Regions from separate parts of the Homo sapiens genome. Here region 2 is linked to region 1. Evidence: chromatin loops called from intact Hi-C (ENCODE). Cell type or tissue: OCI-LY7. All regions are shown on one strand. Links, peaks and the distances in the headings refer to the core of each region. The heading gives the core; the rest is flanking DNA.

Region 1 (8,259 bases), core at 1,403-5,402:
TAGGACTTGTCTCTAAAATTATTACTTACTAAGGCTATAGTCTGTGAAGTGCCAAATCAAATATAATTCCTTTATTCTATGATTTTTTATAAGGAACATTTGAGTACAAATTAATACTTTGAATGCTATAATTCTATTTTTAACAAGCTCTGCAAAACTTTGCATTATTTTGAGAAGCTTTGTACTTGTTTTAAAGTGGCTGCCAGCCATATGCCTTATCTATGTATATGTGTATTTATTTATAAATTCTCAGGAGAATTAACTACAAGTTTTATCAAGTTTATAATATGTTAGTATTGAATTTTTCTCATCTTTCTTGTAGGATTTATCTTTAAAGTTTTATTTCAGAATTTTTTTTCAACTGCAAAAAATACAACAAAAACTTTAAATTTATGTAACATAAATGAACAGAAAATTTGAAAAGGTGAGATATATTAATTTAATAAAGTTGTGAAAGATTCCTTTTTGTGGCCACAATTCTTCTTCTTCTTTATTTTATTTTATTTTATTTTATTTTATTTTATTTTATTTTACTCTATTTTCCTGAGACAGAGTCTTACTCTGTTGCCCAGGCTGGAGTGCAGTGGCCTGATCTTGGCTCACTGCAACCTCCACCTCCCAGATTCAAGTGATTCTCCTGCCACAGCCTCTGAAGTAGCTGAGATTACAGGTGTAAGCCACCACACCAGCCTAATTTTTTATGTGTTTAGTAAAGACAGTGTTTCCCTATGTTGTTCAGGCTGGTCTTGAACTCCAGACCTCAAATGATCCGCCTGCCTTGGCCCCAAAGTGCTGGGATTACAGGCATGAGCCACCATGCCCGGCCTGCTTCATCAGCCTAAATAATAGCAATACAGTCATTGGTAATTGATTTGAAATAATATATATCTAGAATTTTAAAGTAATTCAACTATTTTATAATAATTTTAAATGAAATGTGATACTATAACTTTAAAAATAGGGTTAACTGCATTATTCACTTTGGGTTCAATTTTTCATTTATTGCAAAGATGTTGATTGAATGGCATGTGCCTTTTCTATCTTAAGCACTGGGAAAGCAAAGACGAATCAGATACAGCCCTGCTCACAATGAGCTTTTAATCTAGTAGAGGAGTCTGATATGTAAATCAACAATTCCAATAATAGCTTTATGTAAAAAAAAAAAAAAGTATTAGAAACTCAGAGGTATCAGGGAGGGCATCACAGAGCGCGTGAAGCTTTAATTGTATCTCAAAAAAAAAAAAAATTAGGAGTTTGCAAGTAGATAAGACCAGAACAGCATTCTTGTAAGGAGAAATAGCACGCATGAAATCAAAAGGAATGAAATACCACAGCATGTCTGGGAAACTCAAAGAGGCTTAGTTTTTATGAAAGCCAAGTAGTAGTAAAGGGTGCTGTGGATGTATGTAAATGCTAAACCATAAAGGGTTAGTGCCATATCTCATACCAAAGAATCTCTGCTTTCTTTTCCGAGGGCACTAGGTAGTCATCTGGAGTAATCAAGCAAAGCCAACTCCCTCCCAATAGACATACATTTGATAAAACCCCACTACTGACATTATATATCAGGCTATTGAAACAGTCCTCATGAGAGTCAACCCAATTAGAATAGGAAGAAAAGAATTAAGACTATCTGTTTTTGATGGTAATAACTTTGAAAAACTACTGGATGTATCAGATAAGGAAAGTGAAATACAGGAACAGTTCTAAATATTCTTATTGGAAGCCATGGAGAATTATATCTCAACTAAGGTGGAGACAAGGAAAAAGTTTTGTAAAGCAAAGATAATAACCTCGGTTTTAAATATAGTTTGAATTATATTTGTGATATCTAGATGGTGTTATCCATTCACAGTTTGGTATATATAGGTCCTGATCATAGCAGAAAGTTAAAGAATGGACACACAGACTTATAAATCATTAGTAGCTACATAGATTTTGAAAAAGTAACAGGAATAGAAAAATTGGTGAGACTGAGTGTAACTCAGACTAGAAACCAAGAAAACACATACCAATAAATACTGGAGCATATCATCACAATGTAAAAATTATCAGATTTGCATATTGTTCAGTTATGAACAACATTATAAAAATTCATTTTGTAAAACTGAGGTCAAATGTATACAGAGGGAAATAATGCACCAAACTTAAGTATATGAGCTGATGAGTTTTATTGTATTCATCATCTATCTATATCTCTATATGTGTATAATTATCACTTCAAACAAGATATAGAATATACCCAGCATCCCAAACAGTTCTTTTATGCTCCTTCCTGGACAAAGACCACTTCTTTTCCTCACTCCATAAGAAATTACACATCTAATTTTTCCCACTTTAGATTTGTTTTCTTTTCTTGAACTTTTACAGTTATAGATAATGCATTTTTTTGTCTGATCTCTTTAATTCAGCATAACATTTTTGAGCTTTATGGTTTTGTATATATCAACAGTTAATTCTTTCTCTGCATTTATGTTCATGAGAGACATTGGTCTGTAATTTCATTTTCTTCTAATGTTATTTATCAGGTATTAATTGGTATTAGGGTTATGCTGGCATCATAAAAATAACTAGAAAGGGTTCACTCTTTCCCCACTATTTTCTAAAAATATTTTGTGTAGAACTGGTATTAATTCTTTCTAAAATATATAATGCACTAATAAAAATATTATTATGTAACTAAATAGTAATTGTATTCTAATGAAAATATTAGCCCCATTAAAACACTACTTGACTCAGAATGTATGTTTGTAGTTTTTTAAATATTCTATTACAAATTAATATTTTGATAAAGAGCAAGAAACTTGTCATTTATATCTTGTTCTCTTTCATAGTGTTACAAAAATTATATATATATTTAATAATTCTCAACCCCTTGAATAATTGTGTAAAAGTGAGTATAAATGTCAAAAAAAATCCTGGAAGTAGGAAACACTATTAAAAAGTGTTATATCTTCTCGTATGGAAGCAAAACAACAACAACAACAGAAAAAAAATAAAAACTAATTTTTAAAAAGGAAAAAAGTAATTTACCTATGTTGCTACATTTAGCAGTGCATCAATTCCCACACATTCAGAGTTGTTTCCTTGGAGAAGCTTTGTATTATTAACATTTTCCCCACTAGACCTGCACATACACAACATAAATAGAGCATCAGAAGTTGTCGATCATAAACCTAAATATAGCTCTAGGCTGTCAAGTTTCTGGTTCCCAGGAGTAACAACAACAAAACCTATGTAATGAGGACTTTGCTGTTAAAGTCTTCTCTGGGAAACACTTGTGTTACCTCGTAATTTATCATAAACTCTATTTGATATTCTGCATCTGGTAGTGAGGTATAAGACTGAAACCGCGGCGGGGCGCGGTGGCTCAGGCCCGTAATCCCAGCACTTTGGGTGGCCGAGGAGGGCGGATCACGAGGTCAGGAGATCGACGCCATCCTGGCTAACACGGTGAAACCCCGTCTCTACTAAAAATACAAAAAATTAGCCGGGCGTGGTGGCGGGCGCCTGTAGTCCCAGCTACTCGGGAGGCTGAGGCAGGAGAAGGGCGTGAACCCGGGAGGCGGAGCTTGCAGTGAACGGAGATCGCGCCACTGCACTCCAGCCTGGGCGACAGAGCGAGACTGCGTCTCAAAAAATAAAAAGACTAAAACCGCTTGAACAGGAACAGAAACTCTGAACACATAAAATGCAACTAAATTCACTGCAGTTTTATCCAGAAGTTATTTCATCTTTTAATTTCTACAACTCTAAATCCTTGGGAGTCTGCTCCCCCATTTTGTTTTAACAAACATGCCCTGAATTTTTGTCAATATAAGCTGTTTGGGAAGGAATAGAAAAGAGAAAATATCCATTTATTGCTAGAAATAAGTAGAAAAACAGGAATATAAAATTAAGCCACTATCTTGAGTAAATATAAAAATGAAACAGATGCTTATTAATTAAGTGTGGGCAGGTAGATGACAAGGCACCGAGGCATATTGCACCAGCTGTGAAGAATTTAGACAGCTTTTATCCTACCGGACCATTTATTCATTACGTAACAGACACCTTAAGGAGTAGAAAAGGTGACAAAACAAAATGATATAAAGAGCTAAGAGTTCAGTTTTCTAAACTTTGAACACTACTTGGTTTGGTTTTATCTGCTTTTCTAAGGAATAATCTGGCTTCCATGTTTAAGTTTTATGAATGCTGCAGTTCGTGATTTTTTTTCCACTGGAAACTGTGTGACTACAATATTATTTATGAAATTGTATTGCATACAATATGCCAAGAAGATAGACAGCACTGCTTTAAGTATAGAATCAACTTTTCCAAGGAGTCCATAATAGCAAGGATTTGGAAAGAAGTAAAATATCTAGGCAGAGAAAAACCCATGAAAACACAAATCCACTAATCCATGGTTTATAGCAAATCTATATAACAGTAAATTTTTGAAAATGAAAAATAAAATTTAAATGGCTTCTTATAAGACACTCTGATGACCAATCAATCTCATTTTTTAAATTATACTTCTGCTCAGATTAGTGGCAATCGAATTTCTTCATTTAGAACATTTGATAATGGGCCATTAGGGAAGGGAAGTCCAATCAATTCAAACTTGTTTCCCTCCTCCCAGCCCCCCACTGCCCCTTGCTCCCATGTTCTCGCATAGAACTGGATTCCAGTAACATTGACAGTTGATCCTTAGTCCCTAAGGTTTTTTTTAAGTTGTTATAACTTTTCTACCTGACTTTATTTTTTATACTATATGATTTTCTTTGGATTTTATTGTGCATTGGTACACAGGGCCTTTGATCTCGTATTTTTCAATATTCTACTTATCTCAAAAGGAAAAATAAAAAACAGACAAAAGTCCTTTAAAGACAATGAACAAAAATACATAATGCAGAGATGGAATTAGAACTAAATGAGAAAAAACATTTTCTACATCAAAAAAGGGAAATTTTAAAAAATGATCTACAAGTTTATTCCTTCCATATATGAGAACATTAAAGGCCAGAAATAATGTAAATCTGGTGCTTTTGTTTTGATTAGGACAAATAAGTACAATATTTCTAGAAAACAATGTAACAATCAGTACCAAGAATCAATGTAACATTCAGATCTTCAGTTTATTATATTCTCTTCCTGTAAATTTATACTAAAGAAATAATTTTAAAAGGTGAAAAAGTTTATTTCTGAAAACATGTAGTAAAAAATAAGGAAAACTATTCATTTCTACAAATTAAAAAAATTTCAACTGAATTACCAATTCATGTGACCTTTATGCCAGCTATTAAAATACAATTGTGAAAAATATAAAGTACCATGTGCAACTTACATTATTGAGATTCACCAATTACATTTAAGAGAGTAATACCCATTTGTGAATTCCATCTCTATATATTGCTTCTTAAAGCCATACAGAGGAGAGAAAAAAATGTCAGAGAGCTCAGACAAAAGTGAGAAGATGGAGAGATAATAGTATGAAAACACAATTGAGGCATTTTCATAGGTATCCAGAAAATATGGAAACAATTACCAATTATCCATGGATCAATAACTAAGGTAGCATCTTGTAGACACTGCATTGACCACTTAGAAGACAACACCAATATTTTGTAGCTCTTGGGGTATGGGAAAGAATGCCAAGGAGGGGGGGCTTCTTGCACATTTGTCATCAATTTCCACTAGTTATAAGTCCTCAATAAAGTGACTCATGTCATGATATGAGGATATTTAGAAACTCTCAATGTTAACATGTAATCTGTATATATACATATATATACACACATATGTTTATATATGTATATGTTTATATATATTTCCATATACATAATACAAGAAGTTGTTTGATTTTATATATATAAAATGCTTATATATATTTAAAATGTTTATATATAATGTTTATATATATAAAATCAAAAAACTTCATATATATATATATATATATATATATGTATGTATGTATGTATGTATAATCAAACCACTTCTTACTCTGCTTGAACAGCTGTGATGTTTCTTTCCAGGTTTGCAAGTTCAGAGCTGATGCTAAACAAAGTAAGTCATTCCATAAAATTCACCTATACACAATGGCAAACAGATAAATGAGAAAAAGGGTACACATTTTTGTGTAAATAAATAAATGACAAAATAAACTTGAAAAACACAGTATATGATTTTTAAATTACTGTATGAAACAATTACCTTAATATTTAATATATCTTGGGAAAAAGGGGGAGATTGGTAAAAATAAAAAATGAAAACAGCTGATGCTTTGGGGTAAGCAATTAATTTCTTTATTTCCTTTAGTTTTATTGTAATGCCATCTGTGGACGAAATAGAAGTTCATAGCAACAGAAATAAAAGCCATTGATTTAAGTGCCTGAAGAGCACTTTGAAAGGAAAAAACTAGAATTCTAAAACAAGGAAAAATAATGCATCTTCAAGGGCAAATGCGTCTGAAGACAAATCTATGAAAAATTTCAGGTATGACTTGGGCTAAACTAGTGTTTCAAAGATAATTGTCTAAATTCTGAATATTTAGATGGTCACCTTGCACTAATCTGGGAGCTGTAGTTCTTGAGTAGAGGACCATGGATGAAGCTGTGAGGCATAACATGATCACATCAGCATGTGTCACTCAATAAATGTACTGAATGGTAAATGCCCACCAGATCTTCTGCTGCTCCATCTCTGCCAACAGAGGTGCTCCGGAACACAGCAGAGGAACTCGTTAAAGATACAATGAGCCCTAAATAGAAATTACATAATGTCTTTTGCCCCAACATGGATGGAATTGTGGCTACTACCTTAAGGGAAACAACTCAGGAACTGAAGGTCAAAAACCATATATTCTTACTTAGAAGTGAGAGCTAAACAGTGTGCAAACATGGACATAGAGCACAGAATAATAGGCATTGGGAAATCGGAAGAGTAAGAAGAAGAGAGGGGGGTGAGGGATGAGAAATTACTTAACAGGTACAATGTACATTATTCAGGTGATGGTTGCACTAAAAGCCCAGACTTTACCACTATGCAATATGCTCATGTAACAAAACTGCACTTGTACTCCTTAAATGTATACAACATTTTTTAAAACAAGATACAGCAGGTCAATTTTGTCCATACGATTGAATGTTGGATAAAATTTGAGTAGATGTTGTTTAGGAAGACTAAATATGACTTGGAGAACAGTAACCAGTGGAATGACCTTTCCAATTCTATCTAGCAGACATTGTTCAATTTACACTATACCATTCTCTCAGTGACAACTTCAGAGGTTTTCTCACAGCCCTGACACTCACTTAATATGACCATAAGCCGTAAATCAAGTAGCCTTCTTAGATGAATATAAACATAATGTTTGTGCAAGCAAAAGAAAGAGTAGGATGGAAGAAGGAGACCATAAAAAATGGAACTCATAGAAATTGATATCAAGGCATCTTAATTTATCATTTGGTAGCAGCTAAGCATAAACGTGTAGCTAAAAGTCTTATATAATAAGTAAATTATGAAGAAAAGAATGCTGTTAGACCAAAAGAGCAGAATATGTATGTTCCATATGATTAAGTCAGTTTGAAGACAATATTAAAGATGAAATTTCAATTGATTGCATTATTCATTTTCATAGTGAGTCCTTTATTCCAACAGGAGTGTTTTACACTGATCATAATAAGAATGACATCCTATAGTTTAAAAGCTCCAAATATTTACTCAAAAGCATAGTTAGATATATTATCATTCAGTATCTGTGTAAAAATAAGTATTTGTCATCCCTAATCATTCTCTGGATGTGTGATTTAATCTTTTCCCCATAAACCAGGTCACCATTGAGAGCCTCTGTTCAAAAAATTTTACAATCTTGTTACTGTATTGTCAAGAGGAAGACAGTGATTTCACAGCTGAACTTGCTGGAGTCCTACAAGGTTTCACCCACAGAATCAAGGAGCCTACTTTTGTAACCTACTCTTTCTTTCCCACAAGGCTTGAGTGATTGCACGTCTGAGACTATTAAGGAATTCCGGCAGATGTGCATGACAGTGCTATTTATCTCAGACAGTTCTTTCAGAAATGCAATGAAGTTATTACTAGAATTTTGCACAACGTAACCTTAATCTACCATTTTCTAATAGTTACCCTTGTATCATTGTTTGGCTTTTAAAAAGCTATTAAATGTATAACAAAAAATATAGGTTAAAGCTACACAAGTTTTCAAGTGTTGATAAACCTTTGGCACCATAGAGATGTAAGTTTATTGTATCATGAAAAATG
Region 2 (8,259 bases), core at 1,381-5,380, 310 kb before region 1:
GGAATTGCCAGCATGAGTCACCACTCCCAACCCTTTTATTTTAATATGTCACATGAACACCTCTATATCTCCAAGATAATATCTATCATTTCTCCCCTAAACTCCTTCAACAGCCTCCTGGCTGGTCTCTCTGCCTCTGTTATGGGTCTCTCAAATCTTTTCCCCACTCAGCCCCAGATTTCTTCTGGAAAGCAATTCAGATTATAGTATCTCCTCATACTTAAAACCTTTTCACCTGTGCATTAAGAACAACATTCTTTAAAGGATCCTGAAGGCCCTGTGTGATCTTTCTACTACCTCTCTCAAGGCTCATTGTCTCTACAATTTGCCTTTAGCTCATTGTGCTTTAATCAGATTTTTTAAATTCAATTTTTAACTTGTATTTAATGTTTCATCCTGCCAGTTTTCCTTTTCCTGATACACCTATTTTCTTTTCATATTTGTCTAATCAACTTTCACTCATTTTTGCATTGCAGTTCAGCACCATCATTTTTTCACAACTTTTTCACTGAGTTCCTTAAATTCCCTCTGTACTCCCACATCACACTGCATGCTTTTCTTCCTAAGAACTTTCATAACAGTTACCATTTCACATATATTTGGGGGATGAGCTAAATAATATCTCTCTTTTTTATTATACTATATATTCTATGCATTCGGAGATTTAATTTGTTCTCAGTATTGTAACCCTAGTGCCAGCACAGTACCTGTTACATACACGGTAATAAGTGTTTTTGAATAAAATGTCTGTTTTTTTTCTGACACTTTTGTTTCTTTTTGAGATGTTTCTCTGATTTTAACTGTAAGAACAAAAGAGCCAGAAATGGCTTTTGATTTTAACTCTAAGAACAAAAGAGCCAAAAATTCTTGTTTTCTTTAAAATATTTCTAGAAAAAATCTTTCTAGAAAAAAGCAAAGTACAGTCTCCGGGTACACAATGGGTTGAAATAATGTGTAAACAATGCCTACATATTTCTAAATTTCTTCCAGATGAGGGATATGAGTTACAAAGCAATTTGAGGCTTTGGCTGGTTGTAAGACTATAAAAATGAAAATTGTCTTCTTTCCTTACAAGTACTTGTTCCTGACTCAAAAGATGCATTTGGGTTAAAGTTCAAGAAGAAATATACATACCAATAAAACCAGGAATTCTGTTTGTTACCAGTAAGAGAAAAAAGGAACAGAAAATAAAATATAAAATACACCTTAGGTGGTAACAGTGGGAAGGGGGAAGAATTCTACCAAGGACTTTTAAATTGGGAGGAAAGAGATGGAGATAAGCCATGTATATACCAGAGCCTGAGACCTTATATGTATCTGAATAGTTCAATAGAATGTTTGATAAATTTTTCTTTTCTTTTTAAAATTTTTGCTGTTATAATGATTATTTAAATTTTTAAGTAATTTTTCAAATTGACATATCAACTGTCATGTGCACCATGATGAAAAGTTTATCTCATAGAAGTAGGGACTACAATGGTGATAACCAGAATCCACGATGGTTACAGGAGAGGGAGGGTTTGGAAAATGATGGTCAAATATATTTACAGTTACACAGGAGGAATATGTTTAAGAGATCTATTATACTACATGGCAACTATAGTCAACAATATATTCTTGAAAAATGGTAAGAATGAGCAATTATTTTTGTTTCTTCAAATTGTAAAATGAAGGACTAGTAGCAGCTAAATTTCAGTTTAGTGCTCATGGCATGCAGTTCCTTAAAACCTCATTGATTTATACACTTGGTTTTTTATAGTTATGATAAATAACTTAAAAATCGAGTCTATCACGAAGGTGATGAATAAAGTCATTTTTCATTTATAATGGAAAGTCTTTCTTGAGGTTATATGGCACGTAGGTAGAAGCTAAACTTACTCAGAGCATGAATGATGGGTAGCTAAAGGGTCCGTTTGTCACAGTTCGTCTACTGCAAACGAGATGACTACAAAGCTTAGGGCCCATCCATTTGTTTACAGAGACAGATTAATTTTTTTCAGCTTTTATTTTCTCTTTGGGAGCTTAGTTTACAAATGAAGGGAGCTGAAGTCTTCTCTAAACACACACAACCATACACACATACACAGCATATGAAAATGTGAAAGTCTTATTAAAAGCACATACATAAAATATGACTATTTCCATGATATCAGGGTCTCTATTTTGCTGGAGCAAATGAAAGACTTCGGAAAGTTTTAAAGACAAGGTAAGAAAAGAGTCATGGACAAAGATTAAGATTCAGCTAGAATGTCAGACCTTTCAAAATTATTTTTTTCAGCTTCAAATCATTTTTTCACATGAATACATCTTCACTAGTGCAAGGTTTCAAGCAGCTGAAACTGGAACAGGCCTCTTCTGTTTACTCTTAGATAGTGCTTTGAATTTTATTAGCATAACTTCTGGGAAATAGTCTAGTGCATTTGGATAGCTAAACACATTTTTTAAAAGAAAGGAAAAAATCTACAATGATTGGCAAAAGAACAACATAAAAATCATCAGAACATTTATATTTTTTTACAAAAGAATATCCTCCAACGAATTAGATCCGAGGAATTCATATTTAAGAGGATCAGTCTAAGAAGCTAACTGACTCATGGATTACAAAAGAATACTTTAAAGAACATATCAGAAAATACAGTTGCTTTGGGCATCAATTGAAATATTAGCAATTATCATAATTGAGTACATTTTCAAATATAAATATAATGTAAAAATGACCTCAGTTGCCATTTATTTGAATTATAATGAGAAATACTTTAAATAACATATTAGAAAAATCATTAACTGGAGATCCATCCACTAAGTGACAATAATAAAAATTGATGAGTGAACGTGAGCAGATTTATATTTGCAATCTCAAAGCTTTCTGTAGTTTCTCAAATAATCTCTGGACTTGCAGAGTTCCTCAATGGAGGCAATGATGGTATTTTCAGGAGAACAATGTTTCCCTTTGGGATTTGCCATATATCACAAGAATTTTGACATTCCTCCTTCCTGGGAAGTAAACACTTCCCTGTCATTAAAACAAAAACATCTCTTACACTTACACACACACACACACACACACACACACACCGCTGCTAAACACCCCCTGGGGGTTGGTAAAGGTAATGCCTAATGCCTACTTCAGAATTGTTGCTTAAATCTAGAGGCAGAGGTATGAGTTTTCAAGCAAACAGTCCACAGTTGACTCTGACTTACTAATTTGCTATATGAAATCTATATACTTTAAACCAAAGAATATATAAAGACAGTATTATGAACCTACACACTTCCACCAAGAGTTTTTAAAAGAAAAATATTTATTAGGATTTTTGTAAGTAAAAAATACATATTTGAGGGAAAGTTGAACTCTACAGTAAATCTTTAGGAAACCAAAAAAAGTTTATTCGCAATATAGTTAATATTTTTCATCTATTTTTTTCTTCAATAGGACTATATCTATGTTAAAATATCTGTAACTTATTTTAAAATACCCCCATAGGAGTATCCTTGTACTTTATTGTAAAATAAGCTTTCTGACTGAGAATATATACAGTATTACAAACTATGTAATATGGACAATTTAAATTATAGCTGTTGATTCACCTATTGATTAGGATTTTACTCAAACATAATAATTTTACATACAATATATTATTTTTAGAAACAGTATTTTAAACTACTTATGAGCATTTTATTTTAAACTTGATATTTTTTAAAGTAGACAATGTACACTTAACTGTTTTTCTGACTCTTAGCTAAATTCAGCATTGGTAAGCTTTCCTCTGTAAGAGCCTAATAGTATACATTTTAGGCTTCACAGGTCAGACGGTCTCTGTTGCAACTGTTCACCTTTGACGGCAGTGTAAAAAGGCCACAGAAAACAGGTAATCAAGTAAGCATGGCTATGTTTAAATAAATCTTTACTTATAAAAACAGGTGGCTTTGGTGCACAAGCTGTAGTTTGCTTAATTCTCATCTAAATTATGTAATAGTAAGAATATCTTCAACAACATAGAGAAACTAAGGAATGCCTGTTTTCTCCTGTTTTTAATTTATTCATAATGTATGAAACTTCTACAGTTTTAAATATGTTTTAGGGATAAACTAGGTCATTAATATTAAGAGATTAACACAGAAATATAGAGGTCTATATCAATGCGTCAATTAAAATTTCAGTAAATGAAAAAAGTAACCATTTCATTTTGGGACTGGAGGTAGTGAATTCCTTATTCAATGGTATGCTAGCCTATTTAATGAAGGAGATAGATTTTAATTAGCTGTTTACATACATGGTAATGATGCCTTGATATTACTTGATTATCAATAAAAGCAGGACTCACACCTGTTCATTTCCACTGAAATGAGTTTTTTTCAGATACTTCATGTTTTATTGACATTTTATTTAACAGAGAAAGATACCGCATCAAGGATTACTTCATGTGATTTCATATGAAGCTCTAGATTACGCTCTAGATGCGCATGCTATTTCAATTTAAGGAATCCTTAGAGGTTAGAGACAGAAGTCACAAAAAGATTCTTTTGTGTGGTTGCTGCACTGAAGTGTTGTGGTTGTATAATGTCACATATGCTTTATATGAACTTCAGGAATGGATTGAGATATTTGGCATAGAAATGCTATGGTCTTAAGTCTAGTTTAAGAAACCATATGCTGTAATATATTCCACTTGACTAATGTTCTAACTTTGGTCCTCTGACCTCCTTTATTAGCATCTCTTAGTGAATTTTTAAAAAGACGTATGTTAGTCTGTATACTAAACCCACAGGATTAAAATCTCTGTGCATAGTGACTATGAGTTTACGCATATCCCATATTCTCCAGGATTTTCTTGTTTTCTTTTGAAAGGAAAAACAAAGCTGTCTTTATTCATGGATTCATGATTATCTACATAACAAATCCCCAAAAAACTACCAAACAAAAATTTTCTGTAACTAATAAGTGAGTTTTGCAAAGTCACAGGACACAAGGTCAATACACAAAAGTCAATTACTTTCTCATATGCCAGCAATGAACAATTAGAATTGTAAGTTTAATAAATAACTTTTACTATAGTATACCCCAAGAAGAAGTACTTAGGAACAAATCTAACAAAATATGTAGAGAATCTGTAGGTAGAGAACCACAAAACAGATGAAAGAACTCATAGATCTAAATAATGGAGAGTGTGAAGAGAGACTATGAAATGGGAAAAAAGTACTGTACTTCTGAACCGTGCATCTAATAAGGGATTAATATCCAATAAATAAGGAACTAAAACAACTCAATAGCAAAATAATAATAATTTATTTAACAATGGGCAAAGAATGTGAATCGATATTTCTGTAAGGAAGACATACAAATGGCTAAGTATATAAAAAAAGTTCAATAACACAATTCATCAGGGAAATGCAAATTAAAGCCACTGTGAGATATCACCTCACACTGCTGTTAGAATGGTTATTATCAAAAAGATGAAAGATAACCAGTGTTGGTATGGATGTGAAGAAATGAGAGCTCATATACTCTTGGTGTAATTTAAGTTAGTACAGCTATTATGGAAAACAGTATGGAGGTTCCTCAAAAAATTAAAAATAGAACCACCATATAAGCCAGCAATCCCACTACTAGATATACCTCCAAAGGAAAAAAAAATCAGTATGTGGAAGAGATATCTGCACTTCCATTTTGGTTACAGCACTATTTACAATAACAAAGATATAGAATCAACTTAAGTGTCCATCAAGAAACAGATAAAGAAGATTTATTATACATGCAGATGGAACACTAGTCTTAAGAAAGAAAAAAATCCAGTCACTTGTGACAACATAGAAAAACCTAGAAGATACTATGTTAGGTGAAATAAGCCAAGCACACAAAGACACATGACAAACCTGAAAAAAGTAGAAGTAATAGAAGCAGAAAGTAGAATAATAGTTACCAGAGGCTGGGGGGAAAACAAGAAAAAAATGAAATATTGAAGAAATATTCTGTGTTCATGGAGTGAAACACTTAATATCATGCAAATCTCTCTAGCAAGTGGTTGTTCCACAGCTGCATTAAGTTCTTCCCTGAAAACACTCCTTCCTTCCCTACCACATGCCCAGGCTGCAGAATTTTCCAAATTTTTATGCTCTGCTTCCATTTTAAATAAAAGTTCCAACTTTAAATCATTTTGTACTCCCATATTTGATCAAAAATTTTTAGAAGAAGCCAGGCCACATACTGCATGCTTTGCAGCTTAGATATTTCTTCTTCTATCAGATATGCTAAATAATCACCCTTAAGTTCAAACTTTCACAAATTGCTAGGGCATGGACCCAATTTAGCCAAGTTCTTTGCTAAGGCAAAACACAAGTGACCTTTGTTTCAGTTCCCAATAACTTTCTCATTTTTATCTGAGTCTTCATCAGCCTTACCTTCACTGTCCATATTTCTATCAGCATTTTGGTCACAAGCGCAAGTCTCTAAGAAGTTCTAAACTTTCTTTCGTCATCCTGTCTTCTTGAGAGCCCTCCAAACTCTTCCAAAGTCGGCCTGTTACCCAGTTCCAAAGGTGCTTCCACATTTTCAGGTTTTTTTTTTTTTTGAGATGGAGTCTTGCTCTGTTGCCAGGCTGGAATGCAGTGGCACGATCTTGGCTCACTGCAACCTCTGCCTCCCAGCTTCAAGTGATTCTCCTGCCTCAGCCTCCCGAGTAGCTGGAACTACAGGCACGTGCCACCACACCCAGCTAACTTTGGTATTTTTAGTAAAGATGAGGTTTCACCATGTTGGCTAGGATGGTCTCTATCTCTTGACCTCATGATCCGCCCACATTGACCTCCCAATTTTCAGGTATCTTTATAGCAATGCCCCACTCCTTGGTGCCAATTTTATGTATTAGTCCATTTTGCATTGTTACAAGGAAATATCTGAGGCTGAGTTACTTTATAAAGAAAAGAGGTTTATTTGTCTGACAGTTCTGCAGGCTGTACAACAATGGCACCAGCATCCACCTAGCTTCTGGAAAGTCTTCAGAAAGCTTACAGTCATAGTGGAGAGCAAAGCAGGTGCCTGTGTATAACACGGCGAGACTGGAAGCAAGAGTGGATTTTCTGATATAACCATCCCAATTATATGTCTCGGACTAGCCTTTAGCAGCCACTGTTTTAGAGAAGCTTAGCATACAATATTTTTAAAGTTCTAATATGTCATTATAATTATAAAACAATTTTCAGAGTTCATTAATGTTTTCTTTAAAACTATTAGACCTTCGATGTTCAACCTCCTGAAATAGTGCTTAAAACCTAGAGGCAACATGTGGGATAAGTTGTCATAACTATGGATGAGATCAAATCTTAAAAAATGCATTGCAAAGATAATCCTCTTTCATTATGCTTTTACAAAAGGATGATGCTACATTAACACAGTAATTTCTGATAAATAAAATATATTAAATATCTAAGAATTAACAGTTGCTGGGGAAATATATAACCAAAGTTTAAAATATGTCAGAATATTTTAATAAATTATTAAAATAAATAAATTCTTAATAAAAAAGACCAGAGAAATCTGACTTCTTTCTTTCTCCGAAGCTAGTGGTGAGTTGATTATATTAGTTAGTTCTCATATTACTATAAATAACTACTTGAGATTGGGTAGTTTACAAAGAAAAGAGGTTTAACTGACTCACAGTTCTGGAGGCTGTATGGGAGGCATGGCTGGGGAGGCCCCAGGAAACTTACAATCATGGCAGAAGGCAAATGGCAAGCAAGCACATCTTTACATGTCAGAGCCAGAGAGCAAGAGCAGGGGGAAGTGCTACACACTCTCAAAAGACTAGATCTTGCGAGAACTCGCTCACCATCATGAAAACAGCAAATATTTTTATTTAGATAGTCGTTAGGATTGTATGATCTGTAATTTTCATATTACATCTTCTATTTCACAGTTAGTATCATATGAACTCTTTGAAATCAGACTTCCTAAAATTTAGCTAATAGGTCTGGTAAATACCTATTGGCTGCTTCTACTCTTACCAACTTTTTCCCTTCTCCAAAGGTTTACTGTTTTCATATAATTGATATGTGTTTTCCATCAGCCTTATTGTTGATTCTATTTTATAATTCTAAGCTTGTGTGTACGTGCATCAGCGCCCATGCATGAATGTCTGTGCTCTCTATTTCTTTCTTATCTATTTTTAATTTACAGTTATCTCACTGTGTTCTAATTTATGTATCTTTGTGAATACTTAAATAATTTTTGCAACATCGTGTAAACCAAAGAAATGAAGAATT

Evidence for each region. Hi-C counts contacts between places; a loop is a spot of excess contacts. Peaks named below come from ENCODE experiments on the same cell type or tissue, not always from the same donor. Only the 100,000 strongest peaks of a DNase experiment are listed, where the experiment ranks them.
Region 2: a loop joins it to region 1, with 6 times the contacts of the local background. A loop is called at or near these places in 1 of 110 quality-filtered maps.

What each region holds. Positions count from the first base shown.
Region 1 is chr9:10,204,879-10,213,137 of GRCh38, forward strand. All of the region lies in intron 3 of PTPRD (protein tyrosine phosphatase receptor type D), which reads right to left. Among named protein-coding and RNA genes, the nearest start is that of PTPRD, 400 kb to the right of the region's middle. In OCI-LY7, for the core only: no CTCF peak of the experiment used is centred there; a DNase peak (open chromatin) is centred at 3,687; H3K4me3 peaks cover 1,525 bases; H3K27ac peaks cover 1,161 bases.
Region 2 is chr9:9,894,087-9,902,345 of GRCh38, forward strand. The region is part of intron 5 of PTPRD (protein tyrosine phosphatase receptor type D); the gene reads right to left. Among named protein-coding and RNA genes, the nearest start is that of PTPRD, 710 kb to the right of the region's middle. In OCI-LY7, for the core only: no CTCF peak of the experiment used is centred there; no DNase peak of the experiment used is centred there.